Linked DNA regions of Homo sapiens: region 2 is linked to region 1. A link is an interaction called in ENCODE POLR2A ChIA-PET data of the cell type or tissue named here. Cell type or tissue: PC-9. All regions are shown on one strand. Links, peaks and the distances in the headings refer to the core of each region. The heading gives the core; the rest is flanking DNA.

What was found. ChIA-PET counts read pairs that join two places held together with the same protein. Peaks named below come from ENCODE experiments on the same cell type or tissue, not always from the same donor. Only the 100,000 strongest peaks of a DNase experiment are listed, where the experiment ranks them.
Region 2: POLR2A ChIA-PET joins it to region 1 with 7 read pairs; 17 of 35 experiments call an interaction of 5 or more read pairs at or near these places.

Annotation. Positions count from the first base shown.
Region 1 is chr4:147,736,458-147,751,699 of GRCh38, reverse strand. All of the region lies in intron 1 of ARHGAP10 (Rho GTPase activating protein 10), which reads right to left. It also overlaps the pseudogene RNA5SP165. Among named protein-coding and RNA genes, the nearest start is that of ARHGAP10, 12 kb to the right of the region's middle. RefSeq lists enhancers at 9,743-9,792, 12,917-13,642. In PC-9, for the core only: no CTCF peak of the experiment used is centred there; DNase peaks (open chromatin) are centred at 9,699 and 10,109; H3K27ac peaks cover 1,237 bases.
Region 2 is chr4:147,784,279-147,799,520 of GRCh38, reverse strand. All of the region lies in intron 1 of ARHGAP10 (Rho GTPase activating protein 10), which reads right to left. Among named protein-coding and RNA genes, the nearest start is that of MIR4799, 9.3 kb to the right of the region's middle. In PC-9, for the core only: no CTCF peak of the experiment used is centred there; a DNase peak (open chromatin) is centred at 5,690; H3K4me3 peaks cover 492 bases; H3K27ac peaks cover 2,578 bases.

The DNA.
Region 1 (15,242 bases), core at 7,590-11,589:
TGAAACACAAGTGCTCCAAAAAAAGCAAAAAAAGGCCAGGTGCAGTGGCTCACACCTGTAATCCCAGTACTTTAGGGGGCCGGAGGTAGGCACATCACTTGAGGCCAGGAGTTCAAGACCAGCCTGGCCAACATGGTGAAACCCCATCTCTACTAAAAATACAAAAAAAATGGCCAGGCGTGGTAGCATGCGCCTGTCATCCCAGCTACTCAGGAGGCTGAGACAGGAGAATTGCTTGAACCCAGGAGGCGGAGGTTGCAGTGAGCCGAGATCACGCCACTGCACCCTGGCCTGGGTGGAAGAACAAGACTCTGTCTCAAAAAAAAAAAAACAACAACTATTATCTACTCCTACTACAAACACCACCATTATTATCATTAATTCCAGTAAACTTGTTTTAGTACTTCTCAGATAATGTTTAACAATAGCTAAACTTATATATCAGGTCAATTAAAATCTAACATCTCTAATCTAAAACAATAGTGATCTACTCATTGTTTGTTTTTTTTGTTTTTGGTTTTGAGGTGGCGTCTCACTCGGTTGCCCAGGCTGGAGTGCAGTGGCCAGATCTGGGCTCACTGCAACCTCTGCCTTCCGGGTTCAAGAGATTCTCCTGCCTCAGCCTCCCACGTAGATGGGACTATAGGCACGCACCATCACACCCGGCTAATTTTTATATTTTTTAGCAGAGATGGGGTTTCACCATGTTGATCAGGCTAGTCTCCAACTCCTGACCTCACGCGACCTGCCCACAATGAGCCCTCCAAAGCTCATTGTTTTAAATTGAAGATATTTTATGGCCGGGCACCAGTGGCTCACGCCTGTAATCACAGCACTTTGGGAGGCTGAGGCAGGCGGATCACGAGGTCAGGAGTTTGATGCCAGCCTGGCCAATATGGTGAAACCCCATCTCTACTAAAAAATACAAAAATTAGCCAGGCGTGGTGGTGCGTGACTGTAGTCCCAGCTACTCAGGAGGCTGAGGCAGGAGAATCGCTTGAACCCAGGAGGCGGAGGTTGCAGTGAGCTGAGATCACGCCACTGCACTCCAGCCTGGGTTACAGAGTGAGATTACAACCCCCCCCAAAAAAAAAAAAAGATATTTTATATGTACTTCCATTTAAGCAAATCCAACACATAAAAACGGATATTAATGCACACAAAACAAATAGGTTGGGTGATGACTATTCCCTTTAAAGAAATCATCACCAATCCCTCTTAATTTAGTTATATGTAAACTACGATTAGATTATGCACACACAAACACAATGCACACACACAAAGCTGAATTATGTATTAATCCCGTTCCATTCTTTCTTCCTAATGTACACTCTGACTTTTGGTATGCATTCATTAAACTGACGCCACAGTCAGAAAGAAATTAAACACCTCCCTTCATTCTAGGTGACCCTCCAACACCTTCCAAGGGTCAAATGCTCCCTGATGCATTCACTTCCACCATGGTACAACTCCCTCTCCACTCCTTTCCATTTTGTTCTCACTGCATACATTAAACCGAGAAACTGTGTTGACTCAAAACTACACTTTCAAATTTAAAGCTTTTGGAATGAAAATTTTAAGGTCAAAAAATACAAAGGTCTTTACAAAGTTGCCTCTTTGTTTTCTGGACAAAGAAGCACTTTTTAAAATCTTTTTGTTCTTTGCTTGTCAAGATAAATCAGTCCTGCCACACTCAGGTAAACACTGCCAAAAAGCACTCAACCATCTTATTGCAAACAAAACACTGTTCGCTGTGGTTAAGTGATACATTCTGTTTCTGGATACATGGCTGTTCATCAACAGGTTAATTTGCATAGCCATTCAAGCCTTTTAGACAGTATCAATTAAGCCACAACAGTCGATTCTAAAAGATTTCAGAGTTTACATAACAAATATTTAGTTTGACCGTCTCAGTTCTCTTATTGCAATGAACAGAAAATAGTGCAAATAGCTACCTACTGTCAAATCCTTACGTTGGATTTTATCCTGCATACACAATAAACTCGAAAGATGGAAAATATTTCCAGAGACTATAATACAGTTTCAGAAGAAAATAATTTAGACAACTTTTCTAGATGCTTAAAGGATTTCTCAATTGATTTCAAATTTAAAATTAAATCAAGAACATACAAAATTAGAAAATACATATGTTCTAATTTCCATTCAAGAAATGTTTTCTTTGTTTAAAGGTAAAAAGAATGTAAAATTATTCAATCCATTCTGCTGGATTAATGATACCCACAAAAATTAGTTTTTCTTAACAATGCTTTGTTTCTTCAAAAATAAATAGGAGAACTATCAGTGTCAGAAATTTAAATTAAGCCAGTAAACTGCTATTTAATTCTTTAAATATTTTCTTGGCCTACAACAAGCTAAGGTGTTATAAATATTAAGTATTTTAATCTAAATTTTTTCCTCTGGTCAGGGGTTCTATTATAAGGCATAGATACCTCACTGTGCCAACAACCTTGTCCTTGTATCCAGGCAAGCTACAGGAATCACAGTCTTCATTTCCACCCTCTTGCCAATTTCATCTCTCTCACCTCCTCTATTATGGTTAAAATTAATCAACCAAGCAACGGGGAAAAAAATAGAAGGCATACTTATTTTGACTGTTTTCATATAGTCCTCATTTGTTTTGCCATGTGCAGTCCCTAGGCCCAGATCAAAACAGGTCTAATAAAGTGAGTTTCAAAAGTAAAAGTTATCTTATGTATAGGACATCAGCTTTCTTTTTTTAAGACACAGGGTCTCACTCTGCTGCCCAGGCTGGAATACAGTGGCATGATCACAGCTCACTGCAGCATCAATCTCCCGGATTCAAGCAATCCTCCCACCTCAGCCTCCCAAGTAGCTAGGACTACAGGTGTGTGCCCCCACGCCCCCAACCCTGTTTTTAGAAATAGGGTCTATGTTGCCCAGGCTGGTCTCAAACTCCTAACCTTAAGCAATCCTCCTGCCTCAGCCTCCCAAATTGCTGGAATTACAGGCCTGAGCCACAGTGCCCAGCCTATCTACTGCTTTTTGTGTGTTTAATGTACATATCTTGATGTGTTTGCAGATAAGCATACACCTGTGAAACCATCAAGCCACCATCATTATCAATGCTATCACATCCAAAAGTTTCCTCCCACTCCCTGTATCATTTTGTTTTTGTTTTCTTTTCCCTTTGTGGAAAGAGCACTTAATATAAGATCTACCCTCTTAGGAAAATTGTAAGTATACAATATTGTTAATCATATGCTCCATATTATACAGATCTCCAGATCTTATTTTCTAAAACTAAAACTTGGTACAAGACATCAGCTTTTTTTTACTAGTTTCTATACCCTTTGTTGTGAGCTGTGGCATTCTGTCCGAGCAATCACTTGCTGCCCACTTCTTCACCCGACTGGTAGGCACATGATTCAGGCTGGCCAAAGTACAACATCCACCACATCTCAGTGACTGGTCTATGCCGGGCAAGTGACCCAGGACTGATAAGGCCTTTATGTAGAGCAACCACAGGTCCAGGTATACTTGTAGCAATTCCAGTTCATGGTTATTGTCTTAGCATAACTGTACTTCTCAAGAGTATCTGGGTTTAGATTACATGGGCTCCCTATTTCTAAGGCAGAGTTTCTCAACCTCAGCACTACGAACATTTGGGGCTGGATCATTCTTCATTGTAGGGGAGCTGTCCTGTGCACTGCAGGGTGTTTAGCAGCATCACTGGCCTCTGCCCGCTAGAAACCATAGCATCTCCCTAAAGTAACAACCAAAATTGTCTCTAGACAGTCAAAATCACCCATTTGAGAACCACTGGTCTAGGGAAAAAGAGTCAGTATTCTCTGGAATTCCCAGTGCAGTAAGAAAGGTCTTTAGTCTTCAGTCTTCACCCACAAGCCAAAATTTCTTTTTTTTTTCTTTTGCTTCAACAAGGTTTTAGTCTGATTCCTCTCACTGACAGCTGAAATAAATGAGCATCCATAGTATTTTTATAACAATAATCTGAAGAAAGGGGAAGAAAAAGTTCAGATTAATTTTTAAACTCTATCCTTTCCACAAAAAAACAGGACACCAACTCTAGCTCTAGAAACACATGCAAAGAACTTCTCCACTCATATCCTCCCTCTGAAGCATCTGAAGGTCTCCACACTCCACATCCCTGAAGGGATGCTGTGTGGCCACCTCCATGGCGGTCAGGGTGTCCAGCCCTGAAGGGAAGACAAGGGCTATCTGCATACCACCCACTGATGGGTATCTTTTGTAAGCATTTATTTCTTCTAGGCATTGTTTCTTCAACTAGGTTGAACCTAAGTAGTTAGCTAGAAAAGAGCAAGAGAAGATATTTTTAGATAATAGATAATTATTCCATTTTTAACTCTTACAATTTCTATTCCTCCTCTTCTCTTGGACAAAGAGGCAGACACTTGGAAGTCCTACAATCTTCCCAGGTGCTGCCAGAGGCATTTTATTCCCTGTAGACATCCAAAGAGAATCAGCATGACTCCGGTGAGATAAAAGAGAAAATCGGTTTTAATACTTTGGGGGAAAAAAAAAAAAGATGAAGGACCGTTTGGGTCTTTTAAGTGCAACAGAACAAAGTGTGAAATAAAGCCTGAAACAGCGGCCTTTCTGGGTATCATGAGGGTTGTTTACCCAAACATTTAACTCCTTTTTCTCCCCTAACCCCATTACCTCTTCTCAGCTTAACATCTGTATGCCATCCCACTCAGTTCAAACAGACTATGAGGAAAACCACTCTTACAAGTCATGTAGTATTAATATCAACCAGAAAAAGAATGTGGTGGGGGAGAGATTAAAACAGAATTACTGAATCTTGTCATCTACCTCAGGGAAAATAAATCCATCAGTTGACAGTTTCCTCGATGTCCTGCCATAAATCTACAATTTGAGTGTGTAGACATCATTTACCATCTCCTCTGTCATGAAACAGGTGAAAGGTACACCCTCCCACCACTTCTTCACCTAGAATATGAATCCCACCTTCTATATTAAGAAGCACGCTGCCAGGCACGGTGGCTCACACCTACAATCCCAGCACTTTGGGAAGCTGAGGTGGGCGGATCAGCTGAGGTCAGGAGTTCAAGACCAGCCTGGCCAACATGGTGAAACCCCGTCTCTACTAAAAATACAAAAATTAACGGGGAGTGGTGGCAAGCGAGCTACTCAGGAGGCTGAGACAGGAGAATCACTTGAACCCAGGAGGTGGAGGTTGCAGTGAGCCAAGATCGCGCCGCTGCATTCCAGCCTGGGCAAAGAGCAAAACTCCATCTCAAAAAAAAAAAAAAAGCAGGCCTGGCGCAGTGACTCACACCTGTAACTCCAGCACTTTGGGAGGCCAAGGCGGGCGGATCACAAGGTTAAGAGATCAAGACCATCCTGGCCAACATGGTGAAACCTCGTCTCTACTAAAAATACAAAAATTAGCTGGGCATGGTGGTGCATGCCTGTAGTCCCAGCTACTCGGGAGGCTGAGGCAGAAGAATCGCTTTAACCCCGGAGGCAGAGGATGCAGTGAGCCAAGATCACGCCACAGCACTCCAGCCTGGCGACAGAGTGAGACTCTGTCTCAAAATAATTAAATAAATAAATAAGAAGCACTTTGTGGCAGGGCACGGTGCCTCACGCCTGTAATCCCAGCACTTTGGGAGGCAGAGGCGGGAAGATCACGAGGTCAGGAGTTCGAGATAAGCCTGACCAACATGGTGAAACCCCATCTCTACTAAAAAGATGCAAAAAATTAGCCAGGTGTGGTGGTGCACACCGGTAATCCCAGCTACTCAGGAGGCTGAGGCAGGAGAATCGCTTGAACCTGGGAAGTGGAGGTTGCCGTGAACCGAGATCACGCCACTGCACCCAGCCTACGCAACAACAGCGAAACTCCATCTCAAAAAAAAAAAAAAGGCCGGGCACAGTGGCTCACACCTGTAATCCCAGCACTTTGGGAGGCCGAGGCGGGCAGATCAAGAGGTCAGGAGATGGAGACCATCCTGGCTAACACGGTGAAACCCCGTCTCTACTAAAAATACAAAAAATTAGCAGGGCGTGGTTGTGGGCGCCTGTAGTCCCAGCTACTCGGGAGGCTGAGGCAGGAGAATGGCGTGAACCCAGGAGGCGGGGCTTGCAGTGAGCTGAGATTGCGCCACTGCACTCCAGCCTGGGTGACACAGCGAGACTCCGTCTCAAAACAAACAAACAAACAAACAAACACTTTGTGCTCTGAGATGGACCCCTGAATCTTCCATCTCCTCCTCTCCCACTGACCACGTAATCTGGGTCTACAGCCACACCACCCTGAACACATTCAACCCTGTCTGATCTCAGATGCTAAGCAGGGTCAAGCCTGCTTGAAGACAGGGTTGAATGTTTTGAAGTATTTGGATGGCAGGCCAAATAATTTAGGAGAGCTATCCGTACCCAAGTTCACTGACTTTCCTCACACTCCCTTCTCAGCCCTCTGCAAGCAGGCTCCCAGTTCTGCTTGGCCACCTAAACTACTCTCCCACTATTACCAATGACAGTGTGTGGCCAACACAATGTCACCTTGACTCAAGCTACTTGACCTCTCTGTGGCATGGCCTTGTCTACTCCCTCCTGCTCTCTGAACACTCTTTCTCCTTGGCTTTTGAGACCCTCTCCTGGTTTTCCATCTCTCTGTCAATGGCTACTGTTTCTCAGATTTCAAGTTCTTCTTTCACCTACCCCTTAAAAGATGGAGTTCCTCCGGATTTGCCCTGACCCTCTCCCTGCCTTCTCCCTCTACATTCTCTCTCGGCAGCCTCGGTATTCAGCTGCATGGCATCGTTTCCCATCCATATGGTGTGTCTCCAGAATCTTTATCTCCAGCTGTATTCCCCATTCCTGAAATACACACCCATAAAAGAAACACACTATTGAACATGTCTCCTGGCTACTACGAAATACCTTGCCCTCCACATCCAAAACCAAAAACTCATCCTCTCTCCCACAAAAGCTGCTGCTGTGGCAGGACCTCAGTGAACTGCACTCACCAGCCCACACCAGAACCTGAGGTGTCAGGGCAGCCCCCACACCCAATCACCCCCTATAGCCTGCAGCTGCTAAGTCTTGACTCCTCTTCTGCCACCAAAGTCTCTGGCCTGGATGACTGACCCCCCAACCTCCAGTCCTGCTTTCCTCCGATTCATTTGCACAACTGCACTCCGAGAAAGCTTTCTACAACAATTCAACTCACACCACTCCCCTACACAAAACTTTTCGATCACTTCCTACTGTCCTTAGAGTAAAGCCCTCAACCTGCTTTCCAAGGGCCTTCTTGACCCTCCCCCACCCCCTCGACAGCACCATTCTTATCCTCAATGCAGATTCCCTGGCCCACCTGAGCACCATTTTTCCATCCACAGGATGTGCTCTCTCTGACCTCTCAGATGCATTTTCCCTGCACTTGGAGAATACTTCTTCCCCACTCTCAGCAGGGAAAGCTCTGATCCCTCCTTTTGGTCTCAGCCTAGAAGTTTTATTTTCTTGAAGTCTTCTTGGAACCCCCAAACTAGGTAGTCCTGTTAACTACAGTCATCGCATCCCATACTGATTCAACAATGTGAATGTAATTGCTTTTTAAATAAATTTGCTGTCTCCTGCACTAGAACTCTTCTGCACTAATATACACGTTTCTTCTCACAAACCTCTAGCAACTAGCCCACCATAGCTAGAGTTCAGTGACAAGATGACACCACTCCACCACTGTCATAAATAAGGTTGTTCTAGTGATGACTGAATATATTTTTAATTTTTTTTCTACGCCTAGCAAACACAGAGAGAGTTCACTATGGTTCAGGCAATTTTTTTAAGTACTTTAAAAATAATTTAAGCCTTGCAACATTTTAAACATGTAACTATTATCCACTTTATTTATTTATGTATTTATTTATTTTTTTGAGAAGGAGTTTCACTCTTGTTGCCCAGGCTGGAGTGCAATGGCGCAATCTTGGCTCACCGCAACCTCTGCCTCCCGGATTCAAGCGATTCTCCTGCCTCAGCCTCCAGAGTAGCTGGGATTACAGGCATGCACCACCATGCCCAGTTAATTTTATATTTTTAGTAGAGATGTGGTTTCTCCATGTTTGTCAGGCTGGTCTCCAACTCCCGACCTCAGGTGATCCGCCCGCCTCAGCCTCCCAAAGTGCTGGAATTACAGGCGTGCACCACTGTGCCCAGCTGACTATTATCCACATTTTACAGAGGAGGAAATCAAGGCACAGAGAAGTTAAACAACTTGCCCAAGGTCACACAGTAAGTAAACCTGGTTTCAAAGACCTATCTATTTTAGTATGTTTGCTGTGCTGCCTTTGATTCGCATTTCACAAAATAAAAACAAAACTATCGGCTGGGCGCGGTGGCTTACACCTGTAATCTCAGCACTTTGAGGCTGAGGCGGGTGGATCACGAGGTCAAGCATTCGAGACCATCCTGGTCAACATGGTGAAACCCCATCTCCACTAAAAATACACAAAAATAGCCAGGCATGGTGGTGCACGCCTGTAATCCCAGCTACTCGGGAGGTTGAGGCAGGAGAATCGCTTGAACCCAGGAGGCAGAGGTTGCAGTGAGCCGAGATCATGCCACAGCACTGCAGCCTGGGTGACAGAGTGAGACTGTCTCCAAAAATAAAAATTAAAAAAAAAAAAAAAACTATCGATCAGTATGGCAGAGAATCTGCCCGATTCTCAAATAAATGTAATGTCATGTCAAGGACACTGTATTCCCTTGTACTTCTGGCTTTGTCCCCAAAACTTTAAAAAAAAAAAAAAGGCTTTCAGTAATACATCAGATTTCAACACTATTATGGATGATTTCTCCTATGTATAAATGAGAGGCCTATATTCAGCTCTGTGCTTCAAAATATGATTAGATTGGAAGAAAAAAACATGCGCTGGGCACAGTGGCTCATGCCTGTAATCCTAGAACTTTGGGAGGCCGAGAGAGGCGGATCACTGAGGTCAGGAGTTCAAGACCAGCCTGGCAAACATGGTGAAACCCCATCTCTACTAAAAATACAAAAAAATTAGCCAGGCGTGGTGGCAGGTGCCTATAATCCCAGCTACTCGGGATGCTGGGGCAGGAGAATCGCTTGAACCCGGGAGGCAGAGGTTGCAGTGAGTCGAGATTGTGCCATTGCACTCCAGCCTGAGCTGCAAAAGCGAGACTCCATCTCAAAAAAAAAAAAAAAAAAAAAAAAGTGTTCACAGACTATTTCTCCTGTAACTATGGGTAAAGCCACAACTGTGCTCAAGTTCAACCAAAGGAAAATAGTTATTTTAATAATAATAATAAAAATAATAGGCACCTACCATAGCCAAGCAGAGTCCTAAGATCTTTTAATATGTAATGTGAGGATTAAATACCACCACCAGTGAGGCAGAGTTCTTACTAGGGCCATTTTACTAATAAAGAAAAATGTAGGCACTGAAGGCTTAAATAACTTGCCCAAAGTCACACAGCTAATAAACGGTGAGGCCAACTTTACAGTCAGAAAAGAAAGCACTCATTTTTTTTTTTAAGAGACCATTCCACATCCTGTATTCTGACCTGAGGTGACACTGCTGTGGCCAAATTGAGTTCTTCCAGCCACACATCTCACCATGACTTGCCACCAAGAGTGAGGGTAGAAGATGCCTGTGGGTAAACAAGTCAACAAGTCAGGAGAAATCACACTCACCGTTGAAATATTAAGTGGCACTGGATTAATGTCTTTCTGAGGAAACACAGGGAGGAAATTCTAGTTGGACCAGGGAGTCAGGCCTAGCTATGGCAGCAACTTGGGGTGTGACTCCAGTCCATCTCAGAGTTTACAGAGATGCCTGCCTTTAGAATGCAAAGCGCCTGGTGTGTGTGTGTGTGTGTGTGTGTGTGTGTGTGTGTGCGTGTGTGTGTGTGTGTGTGTGTGTAAAGAGAACGATATCAAGATGCCTGCCTTTAGAATGTAAAGTGTCTGGTGTTTTTCTCTGTGTGTGTGTGTATGTGTTTATAAAGAGAACAATATCAAGGCCTTCTCAATACAAAAGCATCCCCCTGGCAATTACATTCCTGTGTTAGGATAAGTAAGGGAAGCAGACCTGCCAGTGTTTGCTTTGGGGCTTACCACAAGATACCATCCAGTCCCTGCCTGAAAATCATGTTCATCTGCCCCAACTAGCTTGACAGTTACCAGAATTCTCCATGTACATTGTGTTTATACAAACATCATTTTTCTCTTTCTAATCAGAAGTCTAATTTCAATGAAGCAAAATGGCTTTTAAAGATTTTTTGTTTCTGACTCAAACCAGTTCTCATATAGTCCTGAGACATGAACTGGCTTACTCTGATTATCCATGCTGGGCTGGTAACAAAATACCAAAAAGAAAATGGGTTAAATGTCTTTAAGATTCATGGATTTATTAATTACTGACTGTTTTGAAAGCTAGTATCCTAAATTTATAAAACAAATTTCAATAAGGCTTTCATCATGAATATTCCCTAAATATATTTAGTTTTATCATCCAAAAAATGCATAGGTAGAAGGTACATCATCATAGAACATCAATTAACAAAGTCCTTTTAAATGTCACTTGTAGGAAAAAAAGGTTGAACTAAATGAAATAAAGTTACATACATCCAATTGGATGAATCTCACAAATATATTCAGAGGGAAAAAAGTATAGGATGAAACCATTATATAAAGTTTAAACACATGCAAACACATTATATATTGTTTATGGATGTGCCCAACTGTATCAAAATGCCTAGGAACAATAAACACCAGATCTGAGATAGGTCCTACCCCTTGGGGAAAAGAATGGGTATACAAGATGCTTTCATTAAGCTGGGGGGAGGGGGAAAAATAAATGAATGTTTATTGTGAGACTATCTTTTTATATTTCTAAAGTATCTCAAACTTTTCAAAGGAAAAACAAGCCTAATACTAAAAGAATAAGTTAAAAGTTACTCTACTGAAGGGTAGGACAAGGAATGGGGAGGAAAAGAGGAAGGTGGAGATTGAGAGAGACAGAGTGGAGGTCTGTGTCTTGTAATGGATACTAAATCAACCCGACCTTGGAATGTCTATACTGTACTCATAATACAAATTAGCAATCAGTTTAAATTATAATAATGGCCCCAGAGGGGTCTTAAAATTTAACAAAATTTAAATCAGTCATCATACTAATGTAAAAAGAATATCCTAACTAGATCAAATGTACACACACTCTAGATAATCAAGATCGATTATCACTTCCCTAGCAGAAGACCACGGTTACACCCCTTTACAGAGACAGCTCATTACTGTGGTTCAGGGTTTTGGAGTGAAGACAAACCTAGGTTCACATTCCAGCTCCATCAATGACAAATTGTGATTTAGACAAGCTACTAATCTCTCTGAATTCACTGAGGTCAGGAGTTCAGGACCAGCCTGGCCAACATGGTGAAACTCCATCTCTACAAAAAATACAAAACGTAGCCAGGCCTGGTGGCACACACCTATAATACTAGCTACAGGGTGTGCAGCTGAGGCTGAGGCAGGAAACTTGCTTGAACCTGGGAGGCGGAGGTTGCAGTGAGCCAAGATCACACCACTGCACTCCAGCCTGGGCAACAGAGCAAGACTCTGTCTCAAAAAAAAAAAAAAAAAAAGTAACCCAGTAAGGCCAGACGCAGTGGCTCACACCTGTAATCCCAGGACTTTTGGAGGCCGAGGCAGCTGGATCACCTGATGTCAGGAGTTCGAGACCAGCCTGGCCAATGTGGTGAAACCCCATCTCTACAAAAAATACAAAAATTAGCCGGGTGTGGTGGCAGGCGCCTGTAATCCCAGCTACTTGGGAGGCTGAGGCGGGAGAATCGCTTGAACCTGGGAGGCGGAGGTTGCAGTGAACCAAGATCATGCCATTGCACTCCAGCCTGGGCAACAAAAGCGAAACTCCGTCAAAAAAAAAAAAAAAAGCCCAAGATATAAGGTGACAAACAGCTATTGAAGTCACAGAATTCAAAACAGCTTCTTTGGGAATTTGTCCAGAGCACTTTTGAGTATTCCACTGTAGAGAACAGGATTACCTAACAGCTCTTAGGAAAATCCCTCTTAGGGATGTCTCTGGTCGTCTTCTTTTATTGTGAATTTACCATAGCAAATACAAGCTGTTAGGATTTCCAGCATGTCAGACGCTAGAAACCCTAATTTTGAGTTCACGTCCTCAAAAAGTATCTCTGTAATTTGAAGTATTTGAAGGCTGCAGTCACTTATATTGTCATGTCAATACCTTGAGATGAACTCTGTCATCAACTCTTCCTTATCAGTCACTTGGAGGAAAGGCCTGCTGCTGACTGCCTGAACCTCGACTATAGATTGCTTACTAGTTTTGCAATGACCTTAGCAACACATTCTACTTTATCTTCAAATCTTTGTGAATCAAAAATAAATTCTAGAAAATATTTTCCCAAGATACCACTGAGCTCTGATTTGCCAATGTATTTTCTTTTCTTTTTTTTTTTTTTTTTGAGACAGAGTCTCGCTCTGTTGCCCAGGCTGGAGTGCAATGGCGTGATCTCAGCTCACTGCAACCTCCGTCTCCTGGATTCAAGCAACTCTCCTGCCTCGGCCTCCCGAGAAGCTAGGATTACAGGCGCCTGCCACCAGACCCGGCTAATTTTTTTTTGTATTTTTAGTAGAGATGGGGTTTCACCATGTTCTCCAGACTAGTCTTGAGCTCCTAACCTCAAGTGATCCACCCGCCTCGGCCTCCCAAAGTGCTAGGATTACAGACGTGAGCCACTGAGCCCAGCCACCAATGTGTTTTCAAGATTTTCCAGCATCCCGAACTACAATCAAAATTTGGAAGCCTTTCCAGGGTTTGACAATTTTGTCTCTCTTCTTGGTCACTGGTAATGGTGCTTTGGAGAAATATACTGTTAGGGGTAATAAACACTAAAAGGTTAGATACCTGGTCTAGGGTGCAGAACAGCTATTTTGAGGCAAGAACAGGGCCTTGATAATAAAATATATGCCTGTAATTTAGTTATGTCATCATAATTGTTAACCTTTGAGCACTTATACTAAATGCTTTACATGTATTAACAAATCCTACTTTTAATCCAATATAGTAGGTCGTATTATAATTTTTTTTGGGGGGGGGAGACAGAGTCTCACTCAGTTGCCCAGGCTGGAGTGCAGTGACGCGATCTCTGCTCGCTGAAAGCTCCACCTCCTGGGTCCACGCCATTCTCCTGCCTCAGCCTCCCGAGTAGCTGGGACTACAGGTGCCCTCCACTACGCCCGGCTAATTTATTTTTTATTTTTAGTAGAGATGGGGTTTCACCGTGTTAGCCAGGATGGTCTCGATCTCCTGACCTCGTGATCCGCCCGCCTCGGCCTCCCAAAGTGCTGGGATTATAGCCGTGAGCCACCGCGCCCAGCCCTACAATTTCTATTTTACTGACGAGAACACAGATATAGAAAAGCTAAGCAGCTTGAGCAAGGATCCCCTGTTAGCAGGTGGTTGAGCTTGGGTATGAACCCAGCCAGGCTAGTACCTCAGCTTATGCTCTTAATCTTCTATATTATATTCCATCAGCTATTTTAAAGATTAAACACAAAAATACCCTCCTCTCTGTATTCTTTATCCAAAAGTCTACAATGTACCCTAGTCCCCTCAAAAAAAAAAAAAACAACAACAACACAGCGACAAGGAGCTGGTCAAAGGAACCCCAGCAGATGGGAGGACAGAGAAAGGCAATGTGACAAAAAGACACTGAGAACATTAGATTGCTGACTGGCTAGTAAAAAATCTGTTCTAAATAACCATGGCTCAGCTGGTGGCCTGGTGGGAAGCTCTAAATAGGAACAACTCTAAATGGAGTCAAAGACCACCTGCAGTGAGTAAAGCATTTCAAGCTTTTCAAGCCTGTCTGGGTCCCCACCCTGGCTCAAGTCTGATTGTAATTATTTTCACAGCCGGTCTACATTCACACTGGAGACCAGCCACTGTAATAAAGCCCCAAGTGACAGTTGGACTTATCCCAGGTGATGCCCCAAATTGTAGGGGCTCTATGGTAACTTCTTCAAGGCAAAGAGTGTAGATGAGTATTCCTTTCCATTCGGGAAAAAATTACCCTGCAATTTATTAACTTTTTAAAATAGCATTTTATTTTCTGTATCTCTCTAAATTCCACTTGATGGGAGCATAATCACAAAATTTACAATTACACCACTTTATCAAAATTAGGCCATTAAGGCCAGGCGCAGTGGCTGACACCTGTAATCCCAGCACTTTGGGAGGCCGAGGTGGACGGATCACATGAGGCCAGGAGTTCAAGACCAACCACAGTGAAACCCTGTCTTTACAAAAAAAAAAAAAAAAAGTACAAAAATTAGCTGGGCATGGTGGCGCGTGCCCGTAATCCCAGCTACTTGGGAGGCTAAGGCACAAGAATCACTTGAACCCGGGAGACGGAGGTTGCCCTGAGCCAAGATTGCACCACTGCATTCTAGCCTAGGCAACAGGGCGAGACTCACATCTCAAATAAAATTTTAAAAATCTAAAAATAATAATAAATAAAAAACCTAGGGCATTAAGTAGCAGAAAACCCAACTCAAAACTGTCTTATGTCATTTAACAAGACATTCAAAGCATAGAAAATCCCACAGGTCTCCCAACAGCATCAAGAACCCAGATTCAGTTAGCGCGCTATGCCACTTACCCTCAGGCCCAAGATAGTGGGTAGCAGTCCCAGGCATCATGAGAGAATACAGAAAAGTAGAAAACCATCCTTCTTCGCGTCTCCTATGACAAAAGGAAGCCTCCCCCTGCAGTACCCAGACTTCCTGTCACGTCTCCTTGGTCAGAACTGGGATACAACCTCATTCTTCTAATAATTACCAACCCAGAAAATGGGTTTATCATAACGGACTTATAGTTTCTTAACCCTGACTGCTTTAACAGTTCCCCCAGGTGATTTTATTGAGCAGCTACGATTGAGAACCACTGAGTTAGATTAATCAGAATTACCCTGAAATGCCTTCCCCTGAGTCATCTGAAAAGGATGCAGACACTTGAATGAAATCTGGATTGTCAGAGGGGAAAAGGAATGTTGGCTGAACCAGCAGTAGTGTCTACACAACCATTTTACATTTGTGTTTCAAAACACTTTCACACCATTTTATTTATTCCTCAAGGCTTTCTGTATCAGTCCCATTTTACAAAAAAAAAGGAAACCAAGGCTCAAGTTTA
Region 2 (15,242 bases), core at 4,128-8,127, 51 kb before region 1:
AACAGGCTGTGAAAATAAGCAGAGCCTCAGAGACCTGTGGAACAGCAAAACATCCAGCCTTGTATCATTGAGCCCCAAGAGGAAAAAGAGAATAGGGCTAAAAGAATATTCAAAGAAATAATGGCTGAAAACATTCCAAATTTGGTAAAAGACATAAACAGATTTAAGAAGCTGAGCAAATTTATGATCAGAATAAACAAAGAGAGGCCATCCCAGCATTAGGAAGGCCAAAGCAGGCAGATCACTTGAGGTCAGGAGTTTGTGACCAGCCTGGCAAACATGGCAAAACCCCATCCCGTCTCTACTAAAAATACAAAAATTAGCCAGGCATACTGATGCATGCCTGTAGTCCCAGCTACTCAGGAGACTGAGGCAGGAGAATCGCTTGAACCCGGGAGGCAGAGGTTGCAGTGAGCCGACATCACACCAATGCATTCCAGCCTGGGTGACAGAGTGAGACTCCATCTCGAAGAGAAAAAAAAAAGGACAAAAAGAAATTCAGGCCAAGGCTAGGATCAATGGTAAACATCAATAACTAGTCTTCTGAAAACTAAAGACAAAGAAAAAAATCTGCTTGAAAGCAGGCTGTGAGAAATGATACATGATCTGTAAGGAACACCAATTCGAACAATGGATTTCCCATCTGAAACCATGGAGACTAAAGGAAGTAGCACATTTTTCAAGCGTGGGGGGGTAAAAAGTCTATATATATATATATATATATATATATATATATATAGAGAGAGAGAGAGAGAGAGAGAGAGAGAGAGAGAGAGAGAGAGAGAGAGAGAGAGAGTGTCTCAAACTCCTGACCTCACGTAATGCACCACCTTGGCCTCCCAAAGTGCTGGGATTACAGGCGTGAGCCACTGCACCCAGCCAAGGCTAATCTTTTGTATTTTTAGTAGAGACGGGGTTTCATCATGTTGGCCAGGCTGGTCACAAACTCCTGGACTCAAGTGATCCACCCACCTAGGCTGCCCAAAGTCATCATGTTGGCCAGGCTGGTCACAAACTCCTGGACTCAAGTGATCCACCCACCTAGGCTGCCCAAAGTGCAGGGATTATAGGCATGAGCCACCACACCTGGCCAAAATTATATTTTTTAACACAGAAGATTCAAAATTGTCTATAAGATGACCTCTAACTTCAGAGTTTATAATCTAAGGAGGGATGAAACATATAAAACAAAAATACAAATAATAATAGCAGGTGTTGTATAAGTAACACAGCCAGAGACAACGAAGATGGTTCAGAGGCAGGTACCGATATTTTGGGCTGCCATGATCAGAGAAAATTTCAAAGAAGGTCACAACAAACGGTCCACACACTACATTTAAATAAAGCTACTGAAAGAATGTATCCCTTACGAAAAAAAAAAAAGTAAAAGCAAAACTGAAGAGATGTAAAAGCAAAAAGTATGTTTACAGGAGAGTACAGGGAGGAACTATTCATCTGCCACTTAAGAAACACCTGAACAGGGGACAAAGAAGCATCAGTCACAATTCTTGGTCCTCGATCTAATCAGAAATGCAGAGGAAAATGTAAGAGACAGATGAAATGGGGAAACAGGACAAAGAGGAGAGGGATGGGATGAGATGGCATGGGATGGGTTGGGGTGGGATGAGCTAGATGAGATGGGATGCCACTAAAAAAGATTGACTGTACAGACCCTCAGGGAACATAGCAGAGGGCACAATTAACTCTTTCTGGGAAAGGCAGAGAAGGTTTCGCAGGGTTAAGACTGGATCTCAAAACATCAGACCGAAGTGACAAATAAAAAATGGGGAGGGGGCCGGGCGTGTTGGCTGGCCAGGCGCAACGGCTCATGCTTGTAATCCCAGCACTCTGGGAGGCTGAGGCGGGCAGATCACGAGGTCAAGAGATCGAGATCATCCTGGCCAACATGGTGAAACCCCGTCTCTACTAAAAATACAAAATTTAGCTGGGTGTGGTGGTGCGCACCTGTAGTCCCAGCTACTCCAGAGGCTGAGGCAGGAGAATCACTTGAACCTGGGAGGCGGAGGCTGCAGTGAGCAGAAATAGTGCCACTGCACTCCAGCCTACTTCATCTCCAAAAAAACAAAAACAAAACAAAACAAAACAAAGTGGGGAGGGTACGTTGGACCATGAGAAAAACAAACAACTCCAGACATGCACACAGTAAAATGGTGGCAGTGGAAGGGTGAGGAACATAGAAGGCATGCTGGGGTCAGTGTAAAGACCTGGCTAAGAGGTTGGATCTTCATCTGGAGGGTAATAAGGAGTCATGGAAGAATTTTAAACACAGAAGTGATACCAAAAGAAAAAAAAAATTGAATAACTTTGAGGACATTGAATAGAATTAAATGAAAGGAAAAGGCCACTAGAGGAGAGAAAACCAGTTACAGGCTATTCAGTTCCTTTTGATTTAACAACTTTGAACCCCATGATATGCCATGCTCCAGGCCGGATGCTTCAAACACAAAGATTATTTCCATCACTGTCCTTCCAAACCAAGGAGACAGCAATGTAAGCAGAGAGAAGGGAAGAGAAAGAGGAAAACTACATCCTACAATCATTTCAGAGCTAAAATCAACAAGCCTCCGTGGAAGGGCTCTATGGCATGAGGGAAAAGACAAGAACGAGGTTTTTACATTAGAAATCATAGAATGTTATAACTATGGCCAGTACTAGCATTCCAGAAATAAGGAACAGGCCGGGCGCAGTGGCTCACGCCTGTAATCCCAGCACTTTAAGAGGCCAAGGCGGGTGGATCACAAGGTCAGGAGATTGAGACCATCCTGGTTAACACGGTGAAACCCCGTCTCTACTAAAAATACAAAAAATTAGCCGGGCATGGTGGCAGGCGCCTGTGATCCCAGCTACTCGGGAGGCTGAGGCAGGAGAATCGCTTGAACCTGGGAGGCGGAGCTTGCAGTTAAGCCGAGATGACACCACTGCATTCCAGCCATGGGCGACAGAGTGAGACTCCTTCTCAAGAAAAGAAAAATAAAAAAAAAGAAATAAGGAAAAAAAGAGATGAACCAGTATTTGGGTACCAGACTGAGGAGGAATTATGTACCTCCTCTAAGAGGAAGCTCCGTTGTTGTCTCTTCCAGGAGGGCCCTCCTCCCAACCTCCCAGGTGTCTCCTTCCACTACGCTTTTAAAAAAAATGCTCACAGATATATAAATATATTTTACCACAATGGGTAAGTACACGTGTGTTTGTCTCTCCCACTAGATTATATATTCCCCAAGGGCAAGGATTAATTATATTCATCTTTCTATCCCTATTGCATGGGACCCAGCAAGGTTTCAACAAATGTTCAATGAATGGAGAAAATAGAAGAAACTTAATATTTTTACAAAACTATTATAAACTTATTTTCTATCACATTACTAAATAATTCCTCCTCTACTACAAGAAGGGGGGGAAATTATAAACAAATAGCTCTAGGTCTTCTATTTCTGTTTGAGAAGTCTAAAAATTAATCATGTTCCCAAAAGCAAAAAAACATAATATTGTAAAGGTCAATCAAAAGGAAGCTGGGCATGATGGCTCATGTCTGTAATCCCAGCACTTTGAGAGGCCGAGGTGGGCGGATCACGAGGTCAGGAGTTTGAGACCAGCTTGTCCAATATGGTGAAACCCCATCTTTACTAAAAATACAAAAATTAGCTGGAGGTGGTGGTACACACTTATAATCCCAGCTATTCGGGAGGCTGAGGCAGGAGAATAGCTTGAATCTGGGAGGCAGAAGTTACAGTGAGCCAAGATCACGCCACAGCACTCCAGCCTGGGCAACAGAGTGAGACTGTCTCCAAAAAAAAAAAAATTAAATTAAATTAAAAAAATAAAAAATAAATAAAAATCTGAGGCTCCAGCAGCTCCTCATCCAGTCACCTCACATTTACTGAGCACCTACTACGTACCAAGCACCACGTGAATACTACACAGCTCCTACCTTCAAAGAGCTCACACTCCAGAAGTTGCGTTTGTAAACTGCTGCACCGGAGAATGTTTCGTAAAAATATATCTCCTCTGAAGGACCCACAGAGACCCTGTAAGACTCATTAGCAGGCCAAAGAGCAGAGCTAACCCTCAAGGAAAAAATATAATTTTTGACTGCAGCAGAACCAAGATCTCCTTACAGGAAGTTTTGTAGGAAAAAGGGAGAGGAGGTATAAAAAGACAAACGTAGGATAAAAGGTAAAAAAGTAAACACACTAGTAGTACTCTTACAAGGCACTTTCAAAAGGCAAGTAGATTACATATCAAAACTCAAATGGGCATAGCATGGTGGCTCACACCTGTAATCCCAGCGCTGCAGGAGGCCAAAGCAAGAGGATTACTTAAGGCCAGGAGTTCAAGGCTGCAGTGAGCTATGATGGTGTAACTACACTCCAGCGTAGGTGACACAGTGAGACCCTGTCTCTAAGGAAAAAAACTACAAAGGCCACCCTTGACCGGCAGCTGCTACCTTACAAAGAAAGCCACAAAGGAAATTAATATTTCACTAGCTGCCACACTATATGGAACTGACTATAGTCAACTGCAAAAGCAGCTGGAAACCTCAAAACGTACTTTAAATATTGAATTTTTATGGTAAAGTATGAGTGATAACATGTTGGAAACCACCTAGATGTCTATCAGAAGGGGAACTGGTTACACTGTCCTATACTTACATGATAGAACACCACAAGAACATTAAAATCATGTTTCAAAAAACACTAAATGGTACTGTAACATGTTTGTTACTGCATGATCCTGGGCTACTTTAACATCTCAGTCTCAACATTCCTCATCTGTAAAATGGAGATAATGGAATACTCAATGGCAATGGGAATGAACAATCCCAAACTACATGCAATAGCATGAAACATAACAAAATATGTACCATATAACTCAATTTCCAGAAAACACAAAAACCAATCCCAAAAAATCTGCTACTAGAAGTCAAGATTATGGTTCTTGGGGGCTTTGAAGCCCTGACACTTGTCGAGTGTGTATATGTTCTGTTTTGCTCTGGATGCTACTTACACTGGTGAATGTGACTCATGAAAACCTAACCAGTTGTATACTCATAAAAGTGCACATATATATGTGGTACATTTCAATAAAAAAAATTTCATGGAGATAATTATAGGATCCTCTTCATAGGAATGTTGTGAGAATTAACATTATGTTGCAAAGATTGACATAAAATGTTGCCTGCCTAATCATGAGTGAGTGCACAATAAATATTAGGTATTCTTATAATCCTCCTAATGCTGACAACACAAGAAGCTCTACTAAGTGTTCTCTCAATGAACAAATTTCTGAAGTGAAATGAATCACTCACAACCTCTGCAAAACCATAACCGCTCTGTAAATTTCCTGTGGCACTTACTTTGCACTTTCCACCATAATTATTTGTGTTCGAGCCTGTCCCTCCCCTACACTTACAGCTCCCGAAGGGTAAAACACTTGGCAGTCTTTGTATCCTTCACAACACACACAACAGCAGGCTACTCAATCACTGCAGTCTGTGATCTGCAGAACATTTTAAGAATAGTAGAACTGTTTGAAAATTAAACATTTTACTGGGCAAAATAATGTCCCTTCTACACTTTATTTTTTAAGGTGCTGAACCTACTTTGCAGGTGGAACTTTAGATTCTGTTAAGAATGCCTATGTGTTTCTACTTGTTCACTTCTTCATTCCACAAATACGTATCAATGTACAAAGGTCAAGAAGCTTACTGTTAAGGGGGAAGGCACGTACACAGGCACGGATGATTTGTTTCTGCAAGGCGCCTCAGCAGAGGAGGATCCATGGCTCCGCATTATGTTAACTCCCTGACTTGGTGATTCCTGGACAGTTGAGCAGTATACACATGAAGCCTCAGAAGTGAGGGCAGGCTGATACTTTCTCATTTTAGGAGGGGATCTGAGTACTTTTATTCCCTACTCTGAGTCCAGGCTGAGATGGACAAACTTCTTTGTATTTTTGGCTAAATAGCTATGCGGGGAGATCCCAGGTCCAACTCCTCCTTTCAAGGCCCCATTCTTTTTCTAGATATAACTGTTAAGGCTCCAGGCATTTTGTTTCTCACTCTGATGCAAGTTCAACTCCTAAGATATTGCTCTGAAATTCTGTTCTTTCTTCACTGGCACATCCTGGGTATTCTTTCCAGAATTTATAATCACAACTGTACATTTGTAAAAAAAAAAAAATATATATATATATATGTGTGTGTTATATTTTACCCCAATATTGCTAAGTATTTTGTGAACTGAAACACCTACCATACATATATATACACACACACATATATACATATATACACACATATACACACACACACACATATATGCACACACACACACACATACATACACACACATTTTCTTTTTTTCCAGAGAGTCTCACTCTGTCGCCCAGGCTGGAGTGCAGTGGTGCAATCTCTTGGCTCACTGCAACCTCCACCTCCCAGGTTCAAGTGATTCTCCTGCCTCAGCCTCCAGAGTAGCTGGGACTACAGGCATGCATCACCACACCCAGCTAATTTTTGTATTTTTAGTGGAGACGGGTTTCACCATGTTAGCCAGGCTGGTGACATCAAGTGATCCGCCTGCCTCGGCCTCCCAAAGTGCTGGGATTACAGGAGTGAGCCACCTCGCCTGGCCAACTACCTTGTATTTTTAATACACCTTCAACCCACATTCCCCAGGACTCCTACAGAGAAAGCTCAGCTGAAAAGGAGTTCACAGAGTGAAACTAAAAACACAAAAGAAAAAAATCCCCCATAAGCAAAACAGAGCAGACACTACAAAAGAACAGGAATGAGACCAAAGCCAACACAACAACTTGGATAAATCATAATAATGGAGAATAAGAAAAGCAAGGCCCCAGAGGACCACAAAGAGAACTAGATAAGGAATAATAAAGCTCAGGTAGCATATATAAAGAGGGAAGAGGCCGAGAGACGGAGTGAGGAGAAGCACAGGAAGTTGTTGGTAATGTCTCAGAACCTGATGAGCTCGTAGGTGTTCATTATATTATAAATAAAGCAAATAAAAGGGCCATGCAAACACAAATGATAATAATGGGTTGTGAATCAAGGATTATGATTAATCTACTTCTCTGAACCTGAGTCCCTGTCACCAATAAAGAAGGAGGGAAGGAAGAGGACATGTTATAAATAGGCAGCTCAAAAAGAAAAAGCCTGAAAGGCCAATAAATACGTGAAAAGATATTCAACCTCACTCCAATCAGGAAAATGCAGCATTCAAGTTAGAAACAATAAGGTATCACTTTTACATCAACAGATGAGCAAAAACTCAAAAGTTTCACAATACAAAATACTGGAAAAGATGCAGCTCAACAAAATCACCAGTACAATGCAGAGGGAATGTAATCTGACTACTGTGTAAAGCAATGTGTACTATCGAGTAAAGGTGAAGACAACCCTGGAGTGAAAGACGCTCACGTGCTACCACACAGCAATTCTACTCTCACGTGATGTCCCCAGAGAAACGCACATACACATCATACACGCGTCAGGAGACATGTATAAGAATGTTCACCAGCAGTGCTATTTACATTAATGAAAATTTGGAAACACTCCAAAAATATCTGACAACAGAACAGACTAAGACACTGTAGGACAGGCTGGGCACGATGGCTCATGCCTGTAATCCCAGCACTTTGAGAGGCCAAGGCAGGTGGATCACCTGAGGTCAGGAGTTCGAGACGAGCCTGGCCAACACAGTGAAACCCCATCTCTACTAAAAATACAAAAACTAGCTGGACATGGTGGCGGGTGCCTATAATCTCAGCTACTCGGGAGGCTGAGGCTGGAGAATCGCTGGAACCCAGGAGGCGGAAGTTACAGGGAGCTGAGATTGCACCACTGTACTCCAGCCTGGGCAACTCCATGCCCCGCAGGGAGGAAAAACAAAAAACAAACAAACAAACAAACAAAATATATATATATACACGCGCGCACGCACGCGCGCGCACACACACACACGGAATAACCATTCAATGGAATGCTATATGTTAGGTTTTTAAAAAAGAACTACAGAATGTAGCAAAAAGGAAAAAATAATGTGGCTTTTTTTCCTCCTAAAGTACAGAAGAGGCCGGGCGCAGTGGCTCATGCCTGTAATCTCAGCACTTCGGGAGGCTGAGGCAGGCAGATCACCTGAGGCTAGGAGTTTGAGACCAGCCTGGCCAACATAGCAAAACCCTGTCTCTGCTAAAAATACAAAAATTAGCCAGACATGGTGGCAGGCGCTTGTAATCCCAGCTACTCAGGAGGCCGAGGCAGGAGAATCACTTGAACCTGGGACACAGAGGCTGCAGTGAGCTGAGATCGCACCACTGCACTCCAGCCTTGGTGACAAAGAGAGACTCTGTCTCAAAAAAAAAAAAAAAAAGTAAAGAATATGTACAGTTTGCTGTTATTTTCATAAAGTTTCAAAACAATATACCTTACATTACTCATAAACTCATACATATATAATATGTATAATATGTACACATATAAAAACATATGTGGCAATGAAACATCCCAAATCCACAATAGTGGTTACTTATAGAATGGTAAGGACACAGGATGAGGAGGGGTCACAGGAGCCTTCAACTCTCACAGAGATTTACTTATATTAAAAAATATTTTGACTTGTTTCCTTCAAATATTAAAATCTGATAAGGCCAAATGCAAGTACTGAAGTATTCAGTATAGTATTCTCTATGTACTATGTTTACAATATTTCATCCAAAAGGAAAGACACGACCAGAAGGAAACTTGATAAAACTTATTTGAATATGATAGTTAGAAAATAACAGCATATAACTTTAACATTGGCCACCAAATGTGGGCTACTCTAGCTCAGGTTTTTATTATCCCTTTGGCACAGAATCTAGCACAGGGCCTGACTCATAAGAGGTGCTCAAGTAAATATTTGCTTAATGAACTGGACAAGCAGGTAGAAAAAAGTCGAATTATTAATCTAGTCACCTCTGAATATTTTCAAATGTTTTGTTACATCTTAGAATATTTGAGAGTATGAATAATAATTACTGATACACTGGATCTTCTCAACAATTGAGAACATACTTTCTGCCAGACAGCCCATTTTTTAAAGGTATTACTAGGTGTTACGAACTGAATGTTTGCGTTTCCCCCAAAATTCATATGTTGAAACACTAACCCCCATGTGAGGTGGCACCTCTGGGAGTTGATTAAGTTTAGATGAGGTCACAAAGGTGAAGCCCACCTTATGGAATTATTGTAAGAGAAGGAGACTCAAGCATGTGTTTTCTCTTTCTCTCTTCCCGTGTCCCAAGTGAGGACACAGCAAGAAGGTGGCGTGCAAGTCAGGAAGTGGGCCCTCACCAGATACCGAATATACCAGCACCTTGATCTTGGACTTCCCAGCCTCCAGAACTGTGAGAACTAAATGTCTGTTGTTGGAGCCACCCAGTCTGTGGTATTTTGTTATGGCAGCCTGAGCTAAGAGACTAGGATTTAAAAAAAAAAAAAAAAAAAAAAAAATCCACACACCAACACACCTTTCTGTTCATTACGAACACACCTTCTTAATTGCTAATAGGAAAGGTTCCGATGTGAGCCCTCATAAATCCCTGCCTTGGGGAGCTGATGAGACTCCCACACATCATCTGCATCCTGTCTCCCTGGACCAACAGGAATGCTCTGATTTTTAATGACTTCCATCTGTTTTACAGATGAAGCTTTGCTTATTTGGTAAAGACCCAAATAGGAAGTGAAAATACAAAAGGTCAGAGTTCTGATACCACCTAGCTGTGTGCACTGGGCAGGCCAGTTAGTCTCCATTTACCTGAAAACTATCTAAAATGTGAGATTTGGCCAGGTGGCCAAAGTGTCTTCAGTTTCTAAATCAGAATATTGCATTAGTTAGGAATGTCATTTAAAATATGTCATTTAAAACATGTGGGCCGGGCATGGTGGCTCACGCCTGTAATCAGCACTTTGGGAGGCCGAGGCCAGGAGTTCAAGACCAGCCTGGTCAACAGAGTGAAACCCTATCTCTACTAAAAATACAAAAAAATTAGCTAAGCATGGTGGCACATGCCTGTAATACGAGCTACCCAGGAGGCTGAAGCTCAAGAATCGCTTGAACCGGGGAGGCAGAGGTAGCAGTGAGCTGAGATCGTGCCACTGCACACCAGCCTTGGTGACAGAGTGAGACTCTGACTCAAACATAAATAAAATATGTGGAAAACACAACCAAGTGGCCCTCAGCCCACTTAAATAGAAATGCACCTTGATGAAATATTGCTTAGATAATAATTATGCCATGCTGAACTTAAGCTTACAGTTGAATTGACTTCTCCACGACTGAATGGAAAGCAGCAGATAGTGTTCACAAAAATAGCCTCCTTCCCCAGTGCTCACTCCCAAAGACAGTGGGAGACGCTAAGAGGGGAGGTCACACTCACAAAAGCAGTCACCACCTTGCAGTTTTCAGTGATATCATCAGTTCTGTGAAAATTTCATTAGCTGAAGAGAGCTGCTGCTGCAAGAACCGGATAAGTTTATGGCATGAACATCATGTTTATAATTCTTTCATAATATTAACTGATGTTTCAACCAAAACCTGGTTTTATTCCATCTGAGTGACTTTCCAGATGTTGCTGTACAGCTTGTAGCTTAATAAAGCATGAATGTTTTCTCAAGCATGTGAAAATATCTAGATTTCCTGGTGTCATGGGAATCTGCTAAAGTACTGATAATTAGAGCTCTCAGCAAATACCTCAAGAATATTGTTCCCCATTTTTACCAACAAGAGAGATCAAGCATGGATATCATTTGAGATAATCAGACTGTTTATAACCCACTGTGCAAATTCTACACACCAAATACCGCAAATGTGTAAAAAGGAGCAGAGCAGGCTGGTAGAGGTTAATGGAGGAACCTGCCCTTCCCAGCCCCATGTGCTGATCTCCTTACCCTTGGTCTCACCCCTAATCTCACCAAGGACTGGACAAACAAAAGTGCTTTCACAAGTTTTCCTTCATACCTTCACTGGACCTCAGAAGCACTTTTTTTTTTCTTTTTGAGAAGGAGTCTTGCTCTGTCACCCAGGCTGAAGTGCAATGGCGTGATCTCAGCTCACTGCAACCTCCGTCTCCCAGGTTCAAGCAATTCTCCTGTCCCAGCCTCCTGAGTAGCTGAGATTACAGGCGCATGCCACCACACCTGGCTAATTTTTTTTTATTTTTAATAGAGACAGGGTTTCACCATGTTGGTCAGGCTGGTCTCAAACTCCTAACCTCGTGATCCATCCACCTAGGCCTCCCAAAGTGCTGGGATTACACGTGCAAGCCACCATGCCTGGCCCTTCAGAAACGCTTTTTAAAAAAAAAAAATCAAATTTTTTAAAAGGAGCTATTTATGGTGTCCATGTGGAACGGCAGGGGTGTGTTTGGTTTGTGGATATAAGGAAAAGAGATGTGGAGAGGAACCGATGATAAATCCTAAAGTAAATTCTCACGAAGTTTTCTCACATCCGGGAACTATTTGGGTTTTAAATTCTTAGCCCTGATTTTGCCTTAAGCCCCTTATTCCTAATCCTATCAAAGGTACCCTCCTTATTCACTTTCTAAGTCACAGACCCTCTAACCCTCACAGGTCGGGTGCCTCACATTAACTCCAGTCACGCTGCTGCTGTCTTCCCCCCAGGCATCATGACTTCCAAAGATGAGGTTCTGTTACTACTCCATAGGCTGTGCACACAAGGCGACAGGATTCAGTGGTCACTGGTCATGGCACCAGGTGGCCAGGTGAAATGAGAAGGACAACAGGGGAATTGGTTGTGAGGGCTGAGCCAGGGAAGCACGAAGGCAGTGGGCTCAGACTTTGGTCCCCTCCAGAGCTGAGACCAAAATGAGGTTTTTCTCATTCTAATCCCATCTGACTCAACAAACTGCTGCCAGATTAGTTTTCCCAATTCCAACCACCTCTCCTGCCCAGAGTCCCCCAGATTCCTTAGCTGATCCTCACAGCCTTCCACAGTCTGGCAAGAACACATTTGCGAGCCTCCTCCCCCACCGCTTCCATCACTCCACTCAGCCAAGAGAGTGATTCATTTTCACCTTCATGAGCTTCATCTTCTCCCCCTGCTGATGTTGTGTTCATGTGTTTCCTAAACTGAAAATACTCCTCCCTCATCTGTGTGTTTCAACCCTGCCTTTATTCATTCAAATATTGAGCCCTCACTGTGCCAAGTGCATCTCAAATCCCAAGGAAAAGAAAAAATAAATAAATAAATACTACTTCTACCAGAATGTCACACCTGATCCTCCCACTGAAAATACCCTCCTTGCTTCTAAAGCCTCCAGCACCCGATTATGTGACAACCCTGATCTTCTAGCTTCCACCTTGGTCATCTGCTGAGGAGATATGACTAGTGAGAAGAGCTGCACATTCTTCAGCACACAGGCCGAGCACTCCAGGTCCCTTCACAATAGAGAAGAAAGCACTTCAGGAACAAAAAAGTGACTGACAACATATCACATGCTCCCAAGAGGTGGAGATAAGAAATGAAAAGCATCCTCTAAACTGAGTCCAGGGAGGTCAGAGGTGTGACCCTGGAGAAGGCCACTGTCACAAGAGTGAGGACAGCAGAGAACTGTGGAGCAGGGAGTGTTGAACAAAGAAAGGGCAGGAGGAAAGACAGCACAGGCTGAATACAGACTCATTTCTGTAACCCACCTTTCCTCCACCCATACCCTCAAATAGCTTTAACAGGTCTTACAGGTTCAAGATAGTAATCACTGTTGAATAAATTCCAACACAAAAACTAATCTATGCCATCCCATATGTATGCCATCCCATATGCACGACCTGCATAATATTTACCAATGCTTTAAGTTACCATTTATCCTCCATTATCCTTTGAAACATTAAAACTTTTTTCCTACTGCTGTACATTGAAACTCAACGTTTCATGGAATTTTCCCCCCTTTTGCTCCTGCAGATGGGAAAGTATCTGGGTTAAGGGAAAGAGATCAATGAAAAAGCGGAAAAAGAAAATCCTTCCTACAGATTTTGAGACTCACGCCACTTCTCCCTGCCATTGCTAAGAACTAAGCTGCTTTTCAGGATGCCGCAGCAGGCTCCTAGACTTCCCAGTCTCACCGGGCAGTTACTCAGGTGGTCACATAACCTGAATGTTGTTGTTTCCAGATTCACAAAACAAACACATTTAGAGACACAATTTGATCTGTTTTCATAGTAACATGAATGCAAATCAGTTCTTGGATATGATGCAGCTGCTTAAGAGAGGCTTCCAGGCTCTCCAGCTACCAGCTAATAAGGTTACTTCCTCTTAATAACCTACTTCACAGACCTCTTTAGAGATTTCACAGCTCCTCAGCCCAGGGTCTCCCCCTGTCTTACTTTTAACCAAAAAAGCAACCATGCACCTGGAAATTAGGAAACCAACAGCTTTTCAACAATCTACCTCAGAAAAATTCTTGTCAATAAACACACAAATCTCAATTTTCCCGAAATCAGAAAGAAGTTTGACCTGTAAAAGGAGTTAATACACTCAGTTTTTCACTACTAGAGACTTGAAAAATGTATTTGGTGACAAATTATGAAAATAGGGAGTGGTTTGCCTATCTAAAGGATAAAGAAAATGAGCATCACTTAAGTCAACTATGAGCTATGCCTTTATAATTATTTAGAAATCTATTATATTAAAATCTCAGAGTACAATCTTCCTTATATGAAATAATTGCTGAAAATCCACACTAATTGGCCAAAGTCACAGCTAACAATGACAGAGTGAAAATCAAATGCCTGTCCTCTTAGCAGTACATTTCTTCAAGCAGCTTAGTATTTTCATTTTAAGAAAAAAGAGCTCAGACATGATAATGTTGTAGGGGGAGGGAAGGTTGTCTGGATGACTTCTGTTTGAAAGCATAAACTACATGTCATTTATGTCCTAGATATCATATACATACACCCATGGGATGCTCAGGGAATTCATGGCAGGACTTATGGTATCATAAACATTATCTTTGCAATATTTGTGTTCTAAAAGTTACACACTATTGATCTGACGGGCACAATACAGCTTTCACTTATGCCTAAAGTTCTCAAGGCACCTTTTGAAAGCAACTGGGAATCTGTACCAATACATGTCAAATCCGGGACCAGAGAACAGAAAGAAGCAAAAATGGAGCACTGGATTGGAGACACAACAGAAGAAATAAAACACAACAAGCCATCACTTGAAAACTGGGAAATCTAAAAGCAAAACTACAGCCTTGTGATTTTATTTTTAGATTTAGTGATGCCTGAACATTCAAAAACTCTGTTTCAATGTTAAGTACTAATGAAAGCTAAACAAGTCAATATTCAGAGCTGTTCTTTCCCTTTAGCTTAGATGTTATTCTTTTTTTTTTTTTTTTTAGAAAATAGTCGTCCATACATTTCATCATCTTGGAATCAACTGCATATATATATTACATATATTTTATAATATATAACATATATTTCATAATATATATTTTAAAATATAACATATTTCATAATATATTTTATAACATGTTTTATATTTTATAACATATATTTTATAATATATTATATTTATAATATATATTTTATAATATATTTATAATATATATTTTATAATATATTTATAATATATATTTTATAATATATTTATAATATATATTTTATAATATATTATATTTATAATATATATTTTATAATATATTATATTTATAATATACATTTTATAATATATATTTATAATATATATTTTATAATATATTATATTTATAATATATATTTTATAATATATATTTTATATTTATAATATATAATATATATTTTATAATATATATTTTATATTTATAATATATAATATATATTTATTCTATTTTAAATATATAATATATATTTATAATATATATTTTATAAATTGCATAATATATATAATATATACTATAAAATATATGTTTTATATTATATATATTTTGCAGTATATATTATATATAAATTAAATATATATATAAATATAAATTATATAATATATATCATATATAACTTATATATTATGTAATTTAAAAATTATATATAACTTTATATTATATAATTTATAAATTATATATAATTTAATATGTATTATATAATTTATAAATTATATATAATTTAATGTTATGTAAATTATGTAATATAAAATTTAATGTTATGTAAATTATATAATTTAATG